Regions from separate parts of the Homo sapiens genome. Here region 1 is linked to region 2. The links are chromatin loops, found by intact Hi-C in ENCODE. Cell type or tissue: mammary epithelial cell. All regions are shown on one strand. Each heading gives the region's core, and the rest is flanking DNA. Links, peaks and the distances in the headings are about the cores only. Region 1 has its middle 120 kb from the start of SPATA18. Region 2 holds the start of SPATA18 (spermatogenesis associated 18).

The links. A loop is a pair of places that touch in the nucleus more often than their neighbours do. Peaks named below come from ENCODE experiments on the same cell type or tissue, not always from the same donor. Only the 100,000 strongest peaks of a DNase experiment are listed, where the experiment ranks them.
Region 1: a loop joins it to region 2, with 16 times the contacts of the local background. A loop is called at or near these places in 1 of 110 quality-filtered maps.

What each region holds. Positions count from the first base shown.
Region 1 is chr4:52,169,766-52,175,149 of GRCh38, reverse strand. No RefSeq gene overlaps it. Among named protein-coding and RNA genes, the nearest start is that of SPATA18, 120 kb to the right of the region's middle. In mammary epithelial cell, for the core only: a CTCF peak has its summit at 2,785 (motif pointing right); no DNase peak of the experiment used is centred there.
Region 2 is chr4:52,049,814-52,055,197 of GRCh38, reverse strand. It overlaps SPATA18 (spermatogenesis associated 18), which reads right to left and starts at 3,894. Exons shown (of 13, transcript NM_145263.4): 1 at 3,407-3,894. The coding sequence starts at 3,493. RefSeq lists enhancers at 3,102-3,451, 3,244-3,743, 3,744-4,245 and a silencer at 3,622-3,921. In mammary epithelial cell, for the core only: no CTCF peak of the experiment used is centred there; DNase peaks (open chromatin) are centred at 2,617 and 3,197; H3K4me3 peaks cover 2,210 bases; H3K27ac peaks cover 2,071 bases.

The DNA of each region.
Region 1 (5,384 bases), core at 194-5,193, 120 kb before region 2:
AAATGACAGGGCACTTACCAGACACCAAACCTGCTGGCTTCATTTTTGATTGACCTTAAACATGTATTTAGCTCTTTAGTGAAAAAAAAAATTATATATTAGATATATTTTATTTCTATCCTTATTTTATTATCAAATCCAAAATTATAGTATTCTTATACATGTAAACTTTTTTTAAGTTTAGGATGCCCTTCAAATTTAGAAAAAAAATAATTCAAATTCATGAAAATCAGATTTAATAGTTGAAATGCTATTAGTACTTTAGGATTTAATACCACAGAAGTTATAATACCCTGCTTATGCACGCACAAGCCAAGGAAAGCCTGCAACCACTAGAAGCTGGGATTGGCAAAGTATTCTCTCATAGAACCTTCAGAGTGAGCACAGACCTGCCAACACCTTGATTTTAGACTTCTGGCCTCCAGAGTTGTGACAGAATAGATTCCTGTTGTTTGAAGCCACACATTTTATGTTAATTTGTTAGGGAAGCCGTAGGAAACTAATGTGAAAGTAAATCTAACGTACTGAATTTTCTCACCTAAGAGAAGGCAGAAATTTAGATGTAAAATCTCCTTATTTTTAAATGTTAACAATTTCTGAAATTTCAAAACACTGAGCTGGCCAAACCAATCAAATGTACAGGTGAATTCTAGATCACTGATACCAGTTTGCCACACTTTTACTAAACTCACGAGATCTTCCCTATGCTTAGCCATTACTTAGTCAATTTCTAGCTCGAAGCACATCCAAAAATCAGATTTTTATGCTTCATGTGACCTGTTTTAGAAAAAGGCTCAATTGATTTCTGATCTCACAAAGCAGGAAGCAAAAATAATCTATTTACATCCATCATTGGTGAACATTAAAAGTGAGAAACATTTCAGATCACTTGTTTGATAAACTTAGGGATATAAACACATTGATTAGCTTTTTTTGAACTTATGCTAAATTTGAGGTGTGTGGACACCCACCTTTGTCAAAGTTAAAACAGCAAACACTAGTTAGAAAACCAATGGCCCCTTTGGAAGAAATCAGCCCTGAGCCCACCTCAGACGGCTCCTCTTGGCATTCCCAGAGAGCCTTGAATAATTGTTGTTAGATTCATTCTGTAACAGTTTTAATTTGCTATCTCCTCATTGGCATTTTTAGATTGCTAAGTCTTTTTGCCTGGATTTCAAAATATTTTTAAGAGGAAATAGCAGCTAAGCTTCTCCATATTTGGGCTAGGGCTGGCCAGCAGGAGATCTGGGCTTCGATCCCAGTTTGCCACTAAGCAGCTGCATGACCCTAGTCAACTCTCTTCACCTCACTAGGCCTCAATTTCCTGTAGCTGATCTCTGAATTTCCTTTCAGCTTTAAAAATTATTTTGACAGTGTAATTTAATTATACAATAAAATCTCAAATGTAATTCATCTTTCTTTAGACTTACCCAAGGGTGGGGAAGGCAGAACACATGCTTTCATTCATTCTCACTGGGCTTCTACCATGTGCCAGACATGCTGTCAAGTGCTGAGGCAAAAACCTGAATGCAACACAGATCCTGCCTCAAAAATCTTACAGCCTATTGGGATTTGGGGGTACAGCTACAAAGAAGTCAACAATTTTGATATAGAACTGTGTTGGAGGGATGCATGGAGCTCAAGGGAAGCCTAGGAAAGGCTATGCGACTCACATAGAAAGAGTCACAGGAGGGTCCCTTGAGAAAGTGATGCTTAAATTGCATTTGTGGAATGAGCAGGGGCTAGAAAGGCAAAGAAGAGACATAACAGGCCATATAGAAGCATAAAGAAATAAAGTAGCCTGGAAAGTGCATGGGACTCAGAGAATGGCCAATAATTATTAGCTAAATGAATAAAATGGGACAAGAACACCAACAACTAAACTACATTCTACTCTACTCCTTCAAGGAACATTATTTTCTAGACATTATAAATAGATGTAAGATAACAGTCTTACCAGTGAAGGAAATCTAGGAAATGTCTGCCATCACAATGGCTAATAATAAAGAATTTTCCTTTTCCACACACTCATTCATAAAACTTCAAAGTTCTTAGGTGAATAGATTCCCTAAACTTCTGTTGCTTAAAGATTTTACCACCCAACTTCTGAAATTATTCACAAAGGACAAACAGGAAGCTAGGGCTAACATAAAGCCTCTTAGCCCACTATAAAAGACCAAAAAATGCTTCATTTCTATTTGAAGATATTCCTTTTAATTTGGTAAGAATGAGAGTCTTGGAATCAAAAAATGATTCCCTGTTCCTGCACATTCAAACACATAAAACACAAGATCTATAGACTACGACCTCCCACAATCTAAAGAGTTATTATGAGTTGCTTCTAAAGCTGTTGCTTTCAAGGGTCAAAGGAATCAACCAATGAAAGAAAATGGTAGATAGCCATCAGTCAAAATCTCTCCCTAAGCAAGTTAAAGTGCTACAGAATTAACCACTGTATAGAAACTTTCTGAAGCTTCAAATTAAAGGAACTCATCTGACCTTTTATTTAGAGCTAATGTGTTTTCAAGAAATTCACCTGCAAAAAAAGTTTGCATCTTGGGAGAAAAAGAGTTGAAAAATGTACACTGTCTATTATCTTTAAGAATAAACCCACATTAAATAAGTTAGTTTGCACCCACATTTCCAGCATGTTTATGCAACTGCTACTAGGATCAGTTCAATTGTTTTTACTTAGGAAACAACAACAACAACAAACCAAAACCTGGGTCACTCCACAGGACTCCTTTTGATACTCTAAATGTTGGAAGACATCTTGCCAGCAGGAGGCAGTCCCCAACTGGTAAAGGCACAAATGAATGGAAACAACCACCAACTAGTAGAGAAAAGTTGGCTTAGACACTTAGCAAAAATGAAGCCAAGAAACAAATCTTAACTTGTGGTCTTGCAGCCCCTTTCCCGCTCTGCTCTTTGCACCCACTCCAATCTCTTTTTGCTTTGTTATAACTGAAGATGGGACTTTATTATACTAGCAGTCATATGCATTCTAGTATGTCTCAAGAGACCTTCAAATCCCTTTCTTATAAAATTCATTTTATCTCACCCACTTATCTCCCCTTAGATGGGTGGGAGGGAAGACCATTTAAAATATATGAACTTTGATTCATATGAATAGATGACAACCAGAAATTTGAACCTGTTTTATTGCTGGTGTGATCAGTGATTTAGACTCATTCATATATGAACTACAAATACTTGTCAAAAGGAACATATTTTGCAAAACTAAACATTTTTCTTTAAATATTCCCTTGTTTTCACCAGACTTAACTTGATGTGCCTTGGCTCACATTAACTTTATTTTTATCTGTTTCCTGTGTATAGTCATGATTTTATTGACCTTTAAAATTAATTGATTAAATATGAGGACTTGAAAAAGCAAACATGAATAATACTCTGATTCTTTGGGTTTTATTAGGTAGATCAGACAGTTCACTTTTTTTTTCTTCAAGAAAAACATTCAAAAATATTATTTCTTCATGCCATCATCTCAAGCTTGAGAGGGCTCCTTATTCTTTTCCAAGGGAAGTGCAGTGTTCTGGATCCAGGAATTATTTTTTTTTTCCTTAACAATTAAACTTTTATTGCTGGTCACAGTGTCTCATACCTGTAATCCCAGCACTTTCAGAGGGTGAGGTGGGAGGGTCGCTTGAGCTCAGGAATTTGAGATCAGCCTGGGAAATACAGTGAGACCTTGTCTCTAAAAAAAACAAAACAAAACACAACCCACACACACATAGACTGAAGAGATAGAAGAAAAAGATATTCCATGCAAATGGAAACCAACAGAGAACACAGGGGTGGTTCCAAGATGGCCAAATAGGGACAGCTCCAGTCTACAGCTCCCAGCATGAGCAATGCAGAAGACGAGTGATTTCTGCATTTCCAACTGAGGTACCAGGTTCATCTCATTGGGGCATGTCAGATAGTGCGTACAGGACAGTGGGTGCAGCCCACCGAGCGAGAGCCGAAGCAGGGTGAGGCATCACCTCACCCAGGAAGCGCAAGGGTCAAGGAATTCTCTTTCCTAGCCAAGGGAAGCCATGACAGACAGCACCTAGAAAATCGGGTCACTTCCCCCCTAATACTGTGCTTTTCCAAGGGAGCAAATGGCACACCAGGAGATTATATTCCATGCCTGGCTCAGAGGGTCCCACACCTACAGAGCCTCACTCATTGCTAGCACAGCAGTCTGAGATCTAACTGCAAGGTGGCAGCAAGGCTGGGGGAGGGGTGCCCGCCATTGCTGACGCTTGAGTAGGTAACAAAGCAGCCAGGAAGATTGAATTGGGTGGAGCCCACCTCTGCTCAAGGAGGTCTGTCTGCCTCTGTAGACTCCACCTCTGGGGGCAGGGCATAGCCCAACAAAAGGCAGCAGAGACCTCTGAAGATTTAAATGTCCCTGTCTGACAGCTTTGAAGAGGGTAGTGGTTCTCCCAGCATGGAGTTTGAGACCTGAGAATGGACAGACTGCCTCCTCAAGTGGGTCCCTGATGCCCGAGTAGCCTAACTGGGAGGCACCCCACAGTACGGGCAGACTGACACCTCACATGGCTGGGTACCCCTCTGAGATGAAGCTTCCAGAGTAACAATCAGGCAGCAACAATTGCTGTTCAGCAGCCTCTGCTGCTGATACCCAGGCAAACAGGGTCTAGAGTTGACCTCCAGCAAACTCCAACAGACCTGCAGCTGAGGGTCTTGACTATTAGAAGGAAAACTAATGAACAAAAAGGATATCCACACCAAAACCCCATCTGTACATCACCATCATCAAAGACCAAAGGTAGATAAAGCCACAAAGATGGGGAAAAAACAGAGCAGAAGAGCTGAAAATTCTAAAAATCAGAGCACCTCTCCCGCTCCAAAGGAACACAGCTCCTTGCCAGCAATGGAACAAAGCTGGACACAGAATGACTTTGATGAGTTGAGAGAAGAAGGCTACAGATGATCAAACTTCTCTGAGCTAAAGGAGACAGTTCGAACCCATCGCAAGGAAGATAAAAACCTTGAAAAAAGATTAGACCAATGGCTAACTAGAATAACCAGTGTAGAGAAGTCCTTATATGACCTGATGGAGCTGAAAACCATGGCATGAGAACTACATGATGAAAACACAAGCTTCAGTAACCGATTTGATCAACTGGAAGAAAGGGTATCAGTGATGGAAGGTCAAATGAATGAAATGAAGAGAGAAGAGAACTTTAGAGAAAAAAGAGTAAAAAGAAATGAACAAAACTTCCAAGAAATATGGGACTATGTGAAAAGACCAAATCTACATCTGATTGGTGTACCTGAAAGTGATGGGGAGAATGGAAACAAGCGGGAAAACACTCTTCAGGATATCATCCAGGAGGATTTCCTCAACCTAG
Region 2 (5,384 bases), core at 308-5,307:
AAGAATAAAATATTCAGGAATACAACCACCAACATTATTAACATAAAGACATGTTCTTTTAAAGTCACTAACCCCTGTCACACAAATATGGGCTAAGAGCCTCCTTTGGCTACCATGATTGCTGCAAAAATACTGCTAGTTCTGTTACAGGCAAAATTTTCTGGACTGCATGAAGCTACTGTTAAAATAGAGATCTTAAGACTAATATAACAGACTCTTTACAGCAATAAGATAAAGACCTAAGGTCATGCCAGGCAAGGATTAAGTCACATACCCCTACACATAAAGAATCAACCATGTTCTAATTGTCAAAAGGTTTTTTCTTTTTATCTAGTAGCTAAGCAAGTACTGGCCTCGAGATAAACAATGTTAAAACAATTGCAACTCACTGACCACCAGACTCTGACTAACTGATCCCCTCCCGTTCCACAGTCCATAACTGCAACTTCAACTGGATAAGAGACTGATTTCAGTAACTTTCTCTTGATAAGAGATCACGGACCATAGGCTGGTTCTGGCCGGTCCACAGAGGCTGTACACTAAGTTCCTTCATGTCCCTGCCTCCACCTTTGATGTATAGGGCCTAATTGTAATACATTTAAATGTTAAGCTTCTACCCCAAAATGAATATAGGATGAACGTAACATGCATGTTTGCTTACTATGCTTGTGAGCGTTCCCCCTTCGTGAATATTACCTGTTGAATATGTATACATGTGGCCAACCCATTCATCATTAATTCCTGCCTTACCTTTCCTACCTCCAAGTGCCTGCCTCTGGTTTCAGCAGGGGCCTGCTTCCCAGCCTGCAGGTTGCTACCCTTTCTAAGAAATAAAGCTCTCCTAAGAAAGTGAGGATGTTACTATCTCACTCAAATATCAACAGGTGAAAAGTTTTTCAGGCAGAGAAAACAGTGAGTGCAAATGCCCTGAAGCAGAAGCATGTCCACATCTCTAGAACTGTGCTGTCTGAGACAGCAGCCATGAGCTGCATGTGGCTATCTGAATTTAAATTGGACTTAAGTCAAATTAAAAATTCTGTTCTTCAGTGTGTACTTGCCACATTTCAAGTGCCCAATAGTCACCTTATTGGACAATGCAGATATAGAACCTGTCCATCATCATAGAAAGTTCTATTGGACAGCATTGCTCTAGGACGAGCAAGAAAGCTGGTACTGCTGGAGTGGGCTGAGCAAGGGAGAGAGTAACAGATAAGGTTAAAGAGCTTAAAGGGGCACAATTGTGTAGGACTTTGAAGGTCACTGTAGGAGCTTTGGCTTCTTCTGACTGAAATAGGAAATTTGGAGTGTCTTGCAAAAAGAGTAACTTGATCTGACTTGACATTTAGAAGCATCTCTTTGGGTTGTTATTTTTGTAATAATCCAGGTGAAAGATGATCAAGGATGGAGAAGGGTGGTAGCAGTGGGGGTGGTGAAAAGTGTTTAGATTCCGTATGAACTTTGAAGTTAGAACCAACAGATTATGATGGTGAAAAGGGAGTGGAGTATATAATGATGAAGACGACTTAGAAAAATGAGACCTGTGGTTGGGGCATGGGAGAGGCTAAATTCCATTTTGGACAGATTTGACTTTGAGCATTCTGAGCATTTCAATAGCATTCACTATTGAAAGATGTCCAATGGGCAGTTGGAGAAGTGAGAGCTCAGATGGGAACACATCCTATAGAAATAAGATTCATCAGCATACTTGTAACAGATGAAGCAGGAGTGGAGGGGGAAGAATACAGGTGTCAACATTCCAATGTGATAATGATGCCTGCAAACTCAAGAGAAATGATGGAACCTGGGGAGTGGCCACAAGGTATGAAAAACACTGGTGGCTGTGAGTGCAGCCTCTACTGTAGAGAGATGAAGGGAAAACAGCTGGATGGAAATGGTTTTAATGAGAGCAGAGAATGGGATGTTATCAAGACAGGAAAATGTAATAAACTAAGGCACTTCTCATCACTTACAGGGAGTTTCTAAAATAATTGTTTATTAGTTCCAGACAAATCCTAGTGTTATTTGTAATAAACATTGTGACAAACAACATGTTTTTTTAAAATTCAGAGTTTAGTTAGGCCACTGGGCAAAAAAAAAGGGGTAAATACTGTATACATGTTAGAATTTCTTATTCTCAACCTCCTGAGACTAAGTAGTAGGTACTTTTAAAATTAGTTGGGGGGAACCCAAGTCTTTTATGATAAAGAGGTCATTTTAACTTTCCAGAATTCTTAATGGAGAAGGAATGGTCAGCGCTTGTTCTTTAAAAGGGAGCAAAGGACTGAACAGGAAGCACTAGAAAGGAAGGCTAAGGAGAAAGCTGTAGCTGCTCTTTGAGCTCCCCTCCACTTCAGGAGCACTGGTTAAAGGGTGAATGGGGAAGCCTAAGGACCTCATAACAGGCAGGATCTCAGAAACAAGCTAATCTAGGCTCAAAAACTTAAAATCTGAACAGGAAATTTACATATCATCTAGACCAATCTCTGCTATTTCACAGATGAGGTACTAAGACCAAGAGAAGTTAAATAATTTGACTCCGTCATTCAGCTAGTTCTATGCAGAGCCAAATGTAGAAACAAGGGGGGGCTAATTTCCGGTCCACAGTTCTTTTGCCTGGCCGCTCCACTTATTATGTAAGAGGGGAAATCCCTATTTAAGACGGACCGACCGAATGTAAAGCAAATTCAACACTCACCGTTCTATTTGGGGGAAGGGGGGAATTATGGGGAGGCAGGGTGCGAGTAGGGATTAATGAGATTTGAAAAGTGCTCATGGGTTTGGTGACAGAATACTGGCTTCTCACAAATGCCTGGAAAAAGGCCTGAATCCGCCCTGGTGTTGGAACTGTGCCTCAATTTCCAGGCCCACCAGCACGCAAGTGAAACCCGCAACGTTAACAAGTGTCCGTTTCGCTGATTTCTGGGTAAATAACTCCTGGGTGTGTGTTTATACAAATCCATTCTGATACAAACCCTGGGCAGGAGAGGGTTGTAGTAAAAAATAATTCGGGATTGGGGAAGCAGGCGGTGTGGATTGCGCTGGCAAGGGGGATGGGAAAGAGTGGCAGGCATGACCAGACCAGCCGCGGACAGCAGGGCTTCCCTATTGCTAGGTCGCCGGCGTCCTTAGTTACCACTGATTGGAAGCACTCTCCAGTCTCCGCAGCCTAGTGCTGCGCTCCGCAGGCCGCCTGCGCGCCGCCTCCCGAAGCTCTGAGACAAGGGCATGTACACACATGTCCTTCCTTCCCCAGCGATCCCGGTCGAAAGCTGAGATCCTGGTTAGGAATCGCAACCGCGGAGGCTTTGCAAAGTGGCCACCAACTCCAGCCCTAAGAAATCCCCGACAAGGGCTGTGCTGGAACCTATGGGAGGGCGAACCCCGGGGGTTTTTCACCCAGACTCACGTTGTACTCCTTCAGCCAGAAGTCTAGCTTTTCCTGCAACGTTCGTAAAGTTTCGTTTGAGACCAGTCTTTTCAGGTTTTCCGCCATCGCTCACTATTCCTCTCGGCCCCACGCTGCGCGATGGAGACTTGGGGGGACCAGGCGGTGGCCTCCGCAGGACCGTGGGGTGATATGGCGGGAAGGGTGTTCTCTTCTGGGGGGCTCAGAGCGCGGCAGGTGTTTCCATCCTCCCCCTCGGGTCGGACCTGGCCGGGTTCGGGAAGCCAGAGGGGAGGTGCCCTGGGCCGCAGCCGCCGCGCCTCATCCGCCGTCCCGCGCGGTCTCCTGGCTCCCCAGCAGCCGCCTGAGCCCGGCCATAGATACCCTGGCGATTATTAAACAAACCTTGACGTGGACGGGTTGGCTGCCAGGGACGCGCGCGGCCCGCGTCGTGGCAACGCCCGCGCCGCCCCGCCCTGGGTGACAGCCGCGCGCCCCAGGGGTGGACTGAGACGCGCAGCCGCGCGGGCTGGAGGGCAGCAGGGCGTCTACAGCATTCCTCCCCATTCGGGGTTCTGGGTGCCCACGCGTGTCCAGAAAAGCAGAAGTTAAGTCTCTATAGAAGTTTGGGGCTAGGCTCTCAGGAGATCACCTCTTTGGCCCCTTTATTCTTTCGCCTTTCATTCCTTTAATTCTTCATTTGTAGCGCCTTGGGTTTACCTGTATGAAACTTGTAACTAAAATTTCAGTACTTCTTACTTCTAGCTTTTACTTTGTTCCTTGACCCACTGGGTGGGTACCCAAGTTAATAGAGTTTAGCTCCAGGATGTTCACAAATTAAAGTTAATCCCTCAGGTTTGGATAAGATTTGGCAGTATGTATTTTAGTACTTTTTTTTTTAGAGTCATTGAGCACTCTAAAGCTTCATTTAATTCTGAATTCTCTAATTGGGACTTTCTTGACCTAGTTTGGCACTATTTCAAAAGTGTGTATTCTGCTACAGAAACAGGTTCAACTACTTAGGAAACCATTTCGACCATCTTTAAGCGCTTTCGAAGCAAGCTCTTTTATATACCATCAAAAAATGTGCTGATTATAAATCATTCCTATCCATTCATTAAAACAGCGGTGGGGAGCAGAGCCTCAGCTGGTTAGCTAGCTAGTTTAACTTAGTTTCATCTCTGTAGGTACTTGAAAATCTGTGAACACTGCATATATTCAAGTATTGTAAAATCAAGAATTTTCACCACCTCTCATTTTTTATTTCTCTTGATTACAGTGGCTTTACTATCTGCTAATGAAAATGAAAGGCTCAGTTTTGGAGCCTGTGTTCCTACTATTTTCTGTAGACCACAAAATAAGGACTATAGGGGTATAACATGTTATTTGATTGGAGTAGAATAATAATTTCTAATGTTAAAAATACCCACTCAACAAAACAGCTAAATATTCATTAAACAACTTCATATATATATATATATATATATATATATATATGTAAAATGAATTGAGAAAAACTTCAAATTTCTCAATTTGGACCTAATAATTACATATTTCTACAGGCATTTGGAATCTTTGAACAGTCCCATTTACTTATTCATAAAAACCCATATTGGAACATTTATGTCAGATAAATTAGAGGTAAAGGATTTTTCCTTGCTGTGAGCACCTTAATTAGCCTGTAATCCTTGGTTTCATCATCTGTAAAAGGAAAATAATTCTCTCATAGGATTATTATGAAACTTAGTAAGATAATTCATGTATTTAGTACAATGCTTGGCAAAATGCAGTAGCAATTGCTCTAGTAATTGCTGTTTATTAAATATAAACTAATACTGGCCTACATTTGCTATTATTAAGAATGTGGATTAGTATGTTTATATTTAATAAAGAAAACTAGTTGTAAACAATCTAAACCTCCAACAATAGGGTAATGGTTAAGCAAATAATGAAATGTTGCACACTAAAAATCTTGTTGTTGTAGAATATATACTATCTA